Linked DNA regions of Homo sapiens: region 1 is linked to region 2. Evidence: read pairs that join two places in POLR2A ChIA-PET (ENCODE). Cell type or tissue: MCF 10A. All regions are shown on one strand. Each heading gives the region's core, and the rest is flanking DNA. Links, peaks and the distances in the headings are about the cores only.

Evidence for each region. ChIA-PET counts read pairs that join two places held together with the same protein. Peaks named below come from ENCODE experiments on the same cell type or tissue, not always from the same donor. Only the 100,000 strongest peaks of a DNase experiment are listed, where the experiment ranks them.
Region 1: POLR2A ChIA-PET joins it to region 2 with 5 read pairs; 4 of 35 experiments call an interaction of 5 or more read pairs at or near these places.

What each region holds. Positions count from the first base shown.
Region 1 is chr13:27,329,833-27,335,218 of GRCh38, reverse strand. No RefSeq gene overlaps it. Among named protein-coding and RNA genes, the nearest start is that of RASL11A, 62 kb to the right of the region's middle. RefSeq lists an enhancer at 1-165. In MCF 10A, for the core only: no CTCF peak of the experiment used is centred there; no DNase peak of the experiment used is centred there.
Region 2 is chr13:27,051,541-27,056,926 of GRCh38, reverse strand. It overlaps LOC105370124 (a long non-coding RNA gene), which reads left to right. Exons shown (of 2, transcript XR_941767.3): 1 at 1-1,431. Among named protein-coding and RNA genes, the nearest start is that of USP12-AS1, 71 kb to the left of the region's middle. In MCF 10A, for the core only: no CTCF peak of the experiment used is centred there; a DNase peak (open chromatin) is centred at 2,526.

The DNA.
Region 1 (5,386 bases), core at 164-5,163, 280 kb before region 2:
CCATCCATGCCAGGAGAGAAGCAGCTGCTATGGTGCGTAACAGGGCACCGGATGATTATTATTTCAGATGAAATAGACATCTAATATACTGCTTAAACAATTGCATTCCGGCCTGGAAAATCTACCTGCTGATTTCACTGCCAGGCAAGGCGTCCTCAGAGGCAGCTGCCGCTTTCCACAATAGCACTGGTGATTTCATGAAATTGCATCTCCTGATTTTATTCCCACTTAAACTTCACTTGCTCATGCCAGTGACGGTGGAGAGACAATTGTCGCCTCCTACCCCACCTTCAGCTTAGTCATCTCAAGTGATTTACTTGTATATGCGTAATCACCCTCTTCTCAAAATGAAATAAAATAGGAAATCTGGATTCTATTGTTGAAGTGTCTCCTTACTACCTCGCCCTTTCTGGTTTCTTTTCTTTTCAGATGAATGCATTGCTTCTTATTCTTTTCCTCCTACTCAAAAAAGTCCACGCTTGTGTTCCTTTCAGAGTTTCCACTAGAAACCATACTTGTTTTCCAGAGCAACACTTCTCCCATTTTTTTTTTTTTTTTTTGCCCAAATGCCTGAGCATTTGATTAAGCCAGAAGTGGTTCCAGGATTAAAAATGAAAGGTTTCTGGGTTTCAATCAGAGACTAAGTTGTTCACTTTTTTTTTTTTTTTTTTGAGACAGGGTCTCTCTGTCACCCAGGCACGTGCAGTGTCACGGTCATGGCTCACTGCAACCTCTGCCTTGTGGGCTCGGGTGATCCTCTTGCCTCAGCCTCCCCAGTAGCTGGGACCAAAGGTGCATGCCACTATGCCTGGTTAATATTTTTTTAAATTTTTTGTAGAGACAGTGTCTTGCCATGTTGGCCAGGCTAGTCTCGAACTCCTGGCCTCAAGGAATCCTCCCACCTTGGCCTCCCAAAGTGCTGAGATTACAGGTGTGAGCCATTTCACTCGGCCCCTAAATCTTAAGAAAATTCTGAGTTCTTGTTTTAGAGTTACTTGTTTAACTATTTGTGTTGTTTTGTTGCTGCTATAAAGAGTTTTTATAGCAGTTGAAACACAAGTAACTAGAAACAGCTAAGTTTACTAAGCTATTGGAGAGTGGCTTAGTAAAGCAGAGTATAAGTATACCAAAGAGCCAATGACACTAAATAGCCATTAAAAAGTGTGGATGTGAAAGTTGTTAAACATTTTTTTTTTTTTTTTGGACACAGAGTCTTGCTCTGTCGCCCAGGCTGGAGTGCAGTGGTGCAATCTTGGCTCACTGCAAGCTCCGCCTCCCGGGTTTACGCCATTCTCCTGCCTCAGCCTCCCAAGTAGCTGGGACTACAGGCACCCACCACCACGCCCGGCTAATTTTGTTTTTGTGTTTTTAGTAGAGACGGGGTTTCACCATGTTAGCCAGGATGATCTCCATCTCCTGACTTTGTGATATGCCTGCCTCCACCTCCCACTCCCAAAGTGCTGGGATTACAGGCGTGAGCCACCGCGCCCAGCCAACATTTTTAAAAGTCAGATTAGATAACCTGATCTCAGTTTTGTTGATATGTGACTAGATATATATATATGTATGTGTATATATATATATATATATATAAATGTGCTTAAAATGCATAGAAAGGGGACTGGAGAATTGCACATTGAGCAGTCTGTGGGAACAGAAACATTTGTATATCATTGGATCTATTACTAGAAGAATGTATTACTTATGTAATATATGTGTGTATATATGTATACATACATACATGCATATGCATGCAAGAGAGAACAGCAACTTCAAATTGTATAATTGTATTACAGTTCCACAATGCTTATAGGTTATACTTCCACTATTTATATAGTCGTATTATCACTCCTAGAGACTGATAATTGTTATTACCCTTTTTTTTTTCTTTTTTTTTTTTTTTGAGACAGAATCTCACTCTGATGCCCAGGCTGGAGTGCAGTGGCGCGACCTCCACCTCCTGGGTTTGAGCGATTCTCATGCCTCAGCCTCCCGTGTAGCTGGGATTTTAGGCACATGCCACCATACCCCAGTCATTTTTGTATTTTTAGTAGAGATGGGGTTTTACCATGTTGGTCAGCCTCGTCTCGAACTCCTGACTTAAGGTGATCCTCCTGCCTCAGCCTCCCAAAGTGCTGGGATTACAGGCATGAGCCACTGCATCCAGCCTTCTTCTTCTTCTTCTTCCTCTTCTTCTTCTTCTTCCTCTTCCTCCTCCTCTTCCTCTTCTTCTTCATCTTCGTCTTCGTCTTCATCTTCATCTTCTTCTTTTTTTAAACACAGATGGGGTCTCACTATGTCACCCAAGCTGATCTCAAACTTCTGGCATCAAGAGATCCTCCTGTCTCAGCCTCCCAAAGTGCTGGGATTACAGGCATGAGCCACCATGCCCAGCCATTACTACTCTTTAGCTTACAGACTTCTGGGGACTTTGTCTTTCCTTTACTGCAATTGTTCTCAACTTTGGATGCACATTAGAATCACCCAAGAAGTTTCAAATCTCAATGCCTCAGGCCACATCCTGGACCAATTTCATTCAGGATCTCAGTGGGTGAAACTGGCAGCAGCATTGTTTGAAACTCCCTGTGTGATTTCAATGGGTAATCAATGTTGAGAAACACTGCTTTATTCTGTAAACTCAAGAGCAGGATCTATGTCTGGTTGGTCTTTTTGGCTTCAAAGCTCCTAAGTTAGTGATGCATATTAATATATAATATAATGAAGAGATCTAGACTTTCCTATATTCCCAAAGAGACAACCAGGAATTGAGTAACATGTTAGAACTATCAAGAACACGGCACCCAACAGACAGCAGTCACACTCCTACACTCCTGCTGGTGTCTCCAGTGGGCCAATGGACCTCTTGGACATGCATATTTTTTGCAAACACACACACACACACACACACACACACACACACACACACACACACGCTGAGTTCTTCCTCTGTCCCTAAGAATTTGGTGTTGGCTTTCTTGGGTCAGGCGATAACCCAGTAAAGAAAAACAGAAGCCCTCAGCCAGCTGTTCCATTAATTGATGTCAACGAGAAGATCATAAAATTAATCTCTGAATCATCACTGAGCAGAAGGCCACCTGTCAGGAATCCCTCTTCCTCCTCATTCCTGTGTCCCACAGTTGATGACATGATTTTGGAGATAGTTTCAAACTGTAACTGGCCTTTCCTTGGGACTCGTTAAAAAGACCTCATGAAAAGAGAATGCTGAAAAATTGAAGTTCTTCAGATATATAGTCATCCCTCAGTATCCATGGAGGATGGGTTCTAGGACTTCCCTGGGCCACCAAAATCCAAGGATGCTCAAGTCCCTGATAGAAAACAGCATCATATTTGAATATGACTTACACACATCTCCCCAAATACTTTAAATCATCTCTAGATTACTTATATCTAATATAATGTAAATACTATGTAAACTGTTGCTGTACTGTATTTTTTAGGGAACAAATGACAAGAAAAAGAAGTCTATACATGTTCAGCACAGGTGCAATTTTTTTCAAATATTTTTGATCCAGAGCTGGTTGAATGCACAGATATGGAACCCATGGATACCCATGGCCAAGTGTATTCTGAGTTTTTTTGTAAGGATGATGCCAGAGGCTACTTCTTTCCACCTGCACAGCTAATGTTTCTGGCTTCAATGGTCTTATCTAAAACTTGATAGCTTTAAATATTATTGATCCCTGGCCCTACCAAGCTTGTTTTAAAAGGGTCAATGCTGAGGGCACAGGGTCTCTTTTTATCGGGCAGACACTTGGAATTGTCCATGCTTGACATGGCCCTCTGACCAACCCAAGTGGCTATATTAATTGTCTAGCTGTCAATCTCTGGATGACAAGATTTCAAGGGCAGAATGTCTGGCATATGAGTGGATTATAGTTCCATTCAAAATCTGTAATAGATTGATGCTGTAATTTCTAAAATAATCCATGCAACAGTGAATTTACCTCGTTCCTTCTTTAATTGTTATAAGATGCTTAGAATATTGTTCCATTTTCAAATATTCATAGGATGCTGTTGCTGTTGTTTTTCAATCCTGCAGGCCATAGCACCAAAAAAAGATTTTATAAAACTGTATCACTTACTAAACCTCTAAAATGAGTAATCCCATGTATTTTTAAAATCAAGATACTCCCTAATTATTTGGAATAGTATCTGCCTTTTATATCATTTAGGAGTACATGTATTTATGAGCTTACAATTCCAAACACAGAGAAATAATGGTATTAAATTCTAGTATTTTGGAGAAAAAATACATTAAATCAGTTATATTTTATAGATGTGATTTACATATGCAAGTCGATTCTTTCCTCTGTAACAGTATAAAAATTGCAAGCTTTTCATAGAGACAGAAACTGAAATTAAGAAAAAACTGGCCTGCCGCGGTGGCTTACGCCTGTAATCCCAGCACTTTGCAAGGCCAAGTGGGGGCAGATCATCTGAGGTCAGGAGTTCAAGACCAGCCTGACCAACATGGTGAAACCCCATCTCTACTAAAAATACAAAAATTAGCCAGGAGTCCTGGCGGGTGCCTGTAATCCCAGCTACTCAGGAGGCTGAGGCAGGAGAATCTCTTGAACCAGGGAGGCGGAGGTTGCAGTGAGCCAAGATCTTGCCACTGCACTCCAGCCTGGGCAACAGAGCAAGAGTCCGTCTCGAAAGAAAGAAAGAAGGAAAGAAAGAAAGAAAGACAGAAGGAAAGAAAGAAAGAAGGAAAGAAAAAAGAAGGAAAGAAGGAAAGAAAGAAAGACAGACAGAAGGAAAGAAAGAAAGAAGGAAAGAAAAAAGAAGGAAAGAAGGAAAGAAAGAAAGAAGGAAGGAAGGAAAGAAAGAAAGGAAAGAAAGAAAGAAAGAAAGAAAGAAAGAAAGAAAGAGAAAGAAAGAGAGAGAAAGAAAGAAAGGGAAGGAAGGAGGGAAGGAAGGAAAAGAAATTTGGTCCCTTTGGCATGTGTTCTCTTTGGATGGCATTTTCAGAGCCCATTATTACTGGACTGGCGTCTGCTCACCTGCAACACACGTGGCTTTGTTCATGTCAACTCTTGCACAGATTTCTTGCTTTGTTCATTCCTTTGACATTTCATTCATGGTTAGTGTGGTTTCTTTCATAGTAACTGTTTATCGAAGTCTGTGCTAAAACAAAGTTATCTCTCCCCTCTCTAGTTCTCCCAGAGGCTCTGCTTTTCCACTAGCCTCTGTCCGTTTGAGTCCATCCCACTCCTCCCTTCTGTCCATTCACTACTCATCCTTCCTGGCTTCAGAAATCTGGGGAGAGGCTGAATGGGAACCAGCATCAGTGTCCCAGGATAGGAGAAAGCCCTGTGCAGAATGATGGGTTAGGACCACCAACAGCAACACAAATGAGGGCTAG
Region 2 (5,386 bases), core at 223-5,222:
TCCTTTTGTTATATTTGATTTAATTTTTTAATTTTTTTTTTTTTTCCTTAGAGACAGGGACTTGCTCTGTCGCCCAGGCTGCAGTGCAGTGGTGTGATCATGGTTCACTGCAACCTCAAATTCCTAAGCTCAAGTGATCGTCCTGCCTCTCAGCCTCCTGAGTAGCTGGAACTACAGACATGCCATGATGCCTGGCTAATTTTCAAATTTTTTGTAGAGATGCGGTCTCGCTGTGTTGCCCAGATGGGTCTCAAACTCCTGGCCTCAAGTGATCCTTCAGCCTCAGCCTCCCAAAGCGCTGGGATTACAGGTGTGAGCCACTGTGCCGGGCCATGCCTTCTCCTTTGTATGTTGAGCTAAGCATACACACTTTAAGTAGGCAGTGAGCCAGCTCTTCACAGCCTCATGACCTTGAACAAGTTGCATAGCCCTCCTAAGCCCACATTTCCCATTTGTAAAATGGCTAAAGTAATACCATCTTGAAAGACGTGAAACTCAACTGAGAAACTTAACCTCACACAGTTTGTGGCAATAATTCCCCAAATAGTGTCATCTAGAAATATGCTAAAACCCAACTGTAATTACCCAGATATTTATTGAACATGCGTTATGTGAAGAGCATCGTTATCAGTTGTTGCAAGGAATGTAAAGATGCCTAAGGCAATTTCCATTCTCATGGCGCTTTCCGATGTAGAAGAGGAGTTTTTGTTGTTAAAGGCTAGACAAAATCTATGTAAAATGTCCTTTGGGTTCAGAGAAAGGAGTTACCAGAGGAAGCCTGCTGTGGTTAGGAGTGCAGGTTCTAGAGGCAGATCACCTTCATGCCCCAGCCCCACTCCGGGTGTTATCCTGGGCACCCGCGCCTCAGTGTCCTTATCTATGAAACAGAGAGCGTTATGGATGCCTGCTTAGCTCAGTGTTAGGAGGATTCCATGAGTGAGCATTTAGTTGAAAGTGCTCCGTAAATGTTAGTAATTATCTGTTCATTCAGCACATATTTATTGAGTGCCTACTGCATTCAATTACCAAGAACAGCAAGTTGAGTGAGATTTTGTATATGCAGTTTGGTGAAGGAAACACAAATCAGTAATGAGTTGCAGGGATACAAAGTGTTGAGAGCCATAATGGGAGCATAAATAAGATGATGCAGGAACACCGGGAAAAGGCATCTAAATCATATTACTGAGCAGAAAAGGCCTCAGGGGAAATAGCACGTGAACTGAGCTTCCAAGAAGTCAGGGTTATTTAGATCAAAGATAGGGTGGAGGCGGGCGGCATTCTGGGTTTCAAGAAAACAGTCCATGAGAAGGCATGGTGGCACACACAAGCATCACACGTCTGGGAAGTACAGCTTTCATGTGGCTGCAGTACACTTGGCAATATTTGGCGAGAAAAGGAGGATTCTAATCCCCAAGGGCCCTTTTTATCCAGGTAAGGAGTCTGGATTTTCCTAAAATGGACATAGGGAACTTTTGAGGAATGTTAATGACTGATTTCTCACGATGACATTTTGGTAAGGTCATTTCAGTGGCAGCGGAGGAGGTAGATTGGAGAGGAGAGCCTGACTGGAAGAGAAAGACCCCTGAGAAGGTAGTAGGAATCCCATTGAGAAGGGACAGGAACCTGGACAAGGTGAAGGCACTGGGGTTGGAGGTGGGGGCTCGGGACTCCAGGTACTGAGGGCAGTCTAGGGCGTGGTGGAGAGTTTGCCATGGAAGTAAGCAGGAGGGAGTCTGCTCTTAACCACAAAAGTTGATGTTCTGCAGGGCTCTGTTCTAGGCAGTTTGCTTTGTTTAGACTCTTCTGAAACAACCATGTCTGCTCCCATGGCTTCAGTTATCATCGGATAACAGTGCCTACCAAACCTTTATCTCTAGCCCAGATCTCCCAGGTCCCAGGCCTGTGTCTCCAGCTGTGTCCCCTGTGCAGTTTTACCCAGTTATGACACAGACACCCCAGACTCAACTTGCTCTACCTACTTCCTGCCCCAACACTGACCTTCCTGCAGCTTCCCTCACCCTGCACGGTGCCATCATCCACCCATGTGCACCTGTCATTGGCTGGAAACCTTCCTTCAGTCCTTCATCTTCCTCCTGCACAGACATTCAGACATTGAGCAAGTTCTGTTAGTAGGACTGGCTCTGCAAACTCTCCTGAACCTGTCTTACCTCTCGTCCATTGCCCTGGTGAGGCTAGTCACCTGGGCCTCCTGCTCAACCTTTCTGCCTGCAGGCTTGGCCTTTACAAACACATTCTCACAGTGAAATTTGAGGGCTCTTTTTAAAGTGTACACATTTATTGAATAGATGCTGAAAGAACTCTCTGGCTTAAGACACTGCAGTGACTCCATGTTCCTCTGAGCAAAATCCATTTTCTTTAACCAGGTCCCTGAGAGCTCAGCTCCTAAACACCTCTGTCACTCTGTCTCTTGGTCTCTCTGTCTCGTCTCTCTCAGGCACACACACCCTCACCCTGTCTACAATCTGGGCATCTGCCATACTGACTCAGTCCCTGGAATGCATTGTGCATGAGCCCTCTCCCTGCTAAACCATGTGCATGTGTCATTTCTCCTGCCTGGAAAGCTCCCACCCCACCCCAACTTCTTACTTTGAAAACCCAGCCATCCTTCAGGTTTCAGCTTATGTCGCCACCTCAGGAAGTCTTTCCTGATTCCCTCCTGAGTGTTTCCACAGCCCCAGCACTTCCTCCGTCCCAGCACCTCCACACTGAGATGTGACTGCCTGTTGACCCGGCTGCCAGCTCATGACCTCACACCACCACCAGCAGACAGCCTCCCTACCTCAGTGGATTCCGCATTGTGAGGGCAGGGCTGTGAGCAATGTGTGCATCTTGTCTGCATGTGCCTAAGGAATAGCAAATGAATACATGAACGAGTGGGTAACTGGACTTCTCATTTCTGGCTTGGGTGACTAGTTAATAGCACCTACACCTAGAGAACAGGGGAGGATGAATTCCTATTGGGGAATGGTAATGTTTGATCTTGAACTTAGTGAGCTCCTGCTGGATTGAGTCCCTGGAAGGCAATGTGCGTGAGCCTTCTCCCCACTGAACATGTGCACGTGTCATTTCTCCTGCCTGGAGCACTCCCACCCCACCCCAACTTCTTAGTTTCAAAACCCAGCCATCCTTCAGGTTTCAGCTTATGTCTCAAGCTTCAGCTTATCTCCTGCTGGAGATGCCCAGCAGGTGGTTAGACACGTGGAGCAAGAGTTCAGGGAGGGCAGCGCTAACCATGGGCTTGGGAGTCATTAGTGTGGCATTGCTATTTGAAACCATTAATTTAGAAGAGGAAGTGTGTGTAGATTAAGGTGTACAGGGGGCCCTGATGGTGTCCTGGGGAACACGGAGGAGGTGCAAGTAGGAAACCCACAAGGCAGACAGAAAAGGCAGCAGGGAGAGACCCGGAAGAGAGTAGCCCACAGGGTCAGATGATGGACAGCCACGCAGGATAAGGATAAAAACATGTCCCTTGGATTTGACAATGAGGTCACAGTTGATCTGGGGGTGGGGGTGCGAAGCGCAAGCTAGATTGCAGAGATGTGACTGCGTGGGCAAGAGGAAATGGAGGGCTGGGCTGACCACTCCTTCCAGGAGCTGCCTGGGAAGGGGAGCAGGGAGCAAGTGAAGGGAGGGAAGGCAGGGAGTTGCAGCCCTTTGCACATTCCATGTTTGTAGGGTCTGGTATTTAAATTTTATTTTACAGTCCCTGTCATTGCTTTTTTCTCCCTGGTGTGGTAGAAACATCTCATTAGAGATAATTTAGAACACACAAGATATAAAGAAAAAAAATGCAACTGTAATTAACTCAGACAGCCAGTGCTGACATGCTGGTAAATTTCCCTCGAGTGTGTGTGTCCGGGTGTCCCCAGCCCTCCGTCCTGATGAAAGCACCAGGCCTGTGACATATGCATAGAAAGGGCTCAAACCCATCCCACTCGGGTGGGAAGTCTGGCCCCACTGCCAGCACCTCCTTCTTCCACACACATTATCTCTGGGGATTCTTGCTGGTTGGGGAGGTGATGAGGTTTCCTCCTAATCATTTTTTTTTTCTTTTTCAGATTTTCTAAATTTGCTGCCTTTTAAAAATCACTTTTGTGTGGAGGAAATGCAAGCCTTCTTATTTGCATTCCCTCCATCTGTCCTGTGTGTTCCAGCCATGTAGCAGTGAGCCGCTCCCTCCTAATCAGCCCCAGGAAGCCCTCTGACTCCCAAAGCCACTGTGCTTTTTTTCCTCATACATGGAGGGTTGCTCGGGGAAAATACATTAAGTAAATGCATGACTACATCCCCATGTCATTAGAATCCATCTTAATGGATGTATAATTTTCCATACATTGGTTATTTATTTGGTGGACATATGAGTCCATTTTCTATTCCTTAGAATAGAATATCTGAAAGGGGTAATTTGTAAGAAATGAAATTTGTTTCTTACGGGGCTGGAGGCTGGGAAGTCCAAGGTCAAGGGGGTACCTCTGGTGAGAGCCTTCTTGCTGGCAGGGACTCAGGTCCTGAGGCAGCAAAGGGCACCACCTGGTGAGGGGCACTTACTTGGTGGGGGGCTGTGGGTGCTCACATGCTAGCTCAGGTCGCTCTTCCTCTTCTTACTAAGCCACCAGTCCCACTCCTGTGATAACCCATTAACCCATGAATGGATTAACCCTTTCGTGAGGGCAGAGCTCTCATGATCTGATCACCTCTTAAAAGGCCCCACCTCTCGATACTGCCACATTGGGGATTAACTTGATACCTTAATTTTGGAGGGGAAAATGTATAATAGCCCATGGCTATGGTTTATTCCATATATCCATATATATATATATGTGTGTATATATATATCCATATATATGTGTGTATGTGTATATATATATATATCTCCATATATATATCTCCAACATGTATATACATATATATAATCCATCATATATATACACATATATATCCGTCATATACACACACACACATATATATATCCATCATATATATATATCCATCATATATATATATCCATCATATATATATCCATCATATATATATCCATCATATATATATCCATCATATATATATATCCATCATATATATATATATATATCCATCATATATATATATATATCCATCATATATATATATATATCCATCATATATATATATATTTTGGTGTACCCATCACCCAAGCAGTATACACTGCACCATATTTGTAGTCTTTTATCCCTTGCTCCCTCTCACTCTTCCCCACAAGTCCTCAAAGCCCATTGTATCATTCTTATGCCTTTGTGTCCTCATAGCTTAGCTCCCATGTATCAGTGAGAATATAGGACATTTGGTTTTCCATTCCTGAGTTACTTCACTTGGAATAATAGTCTCCAAT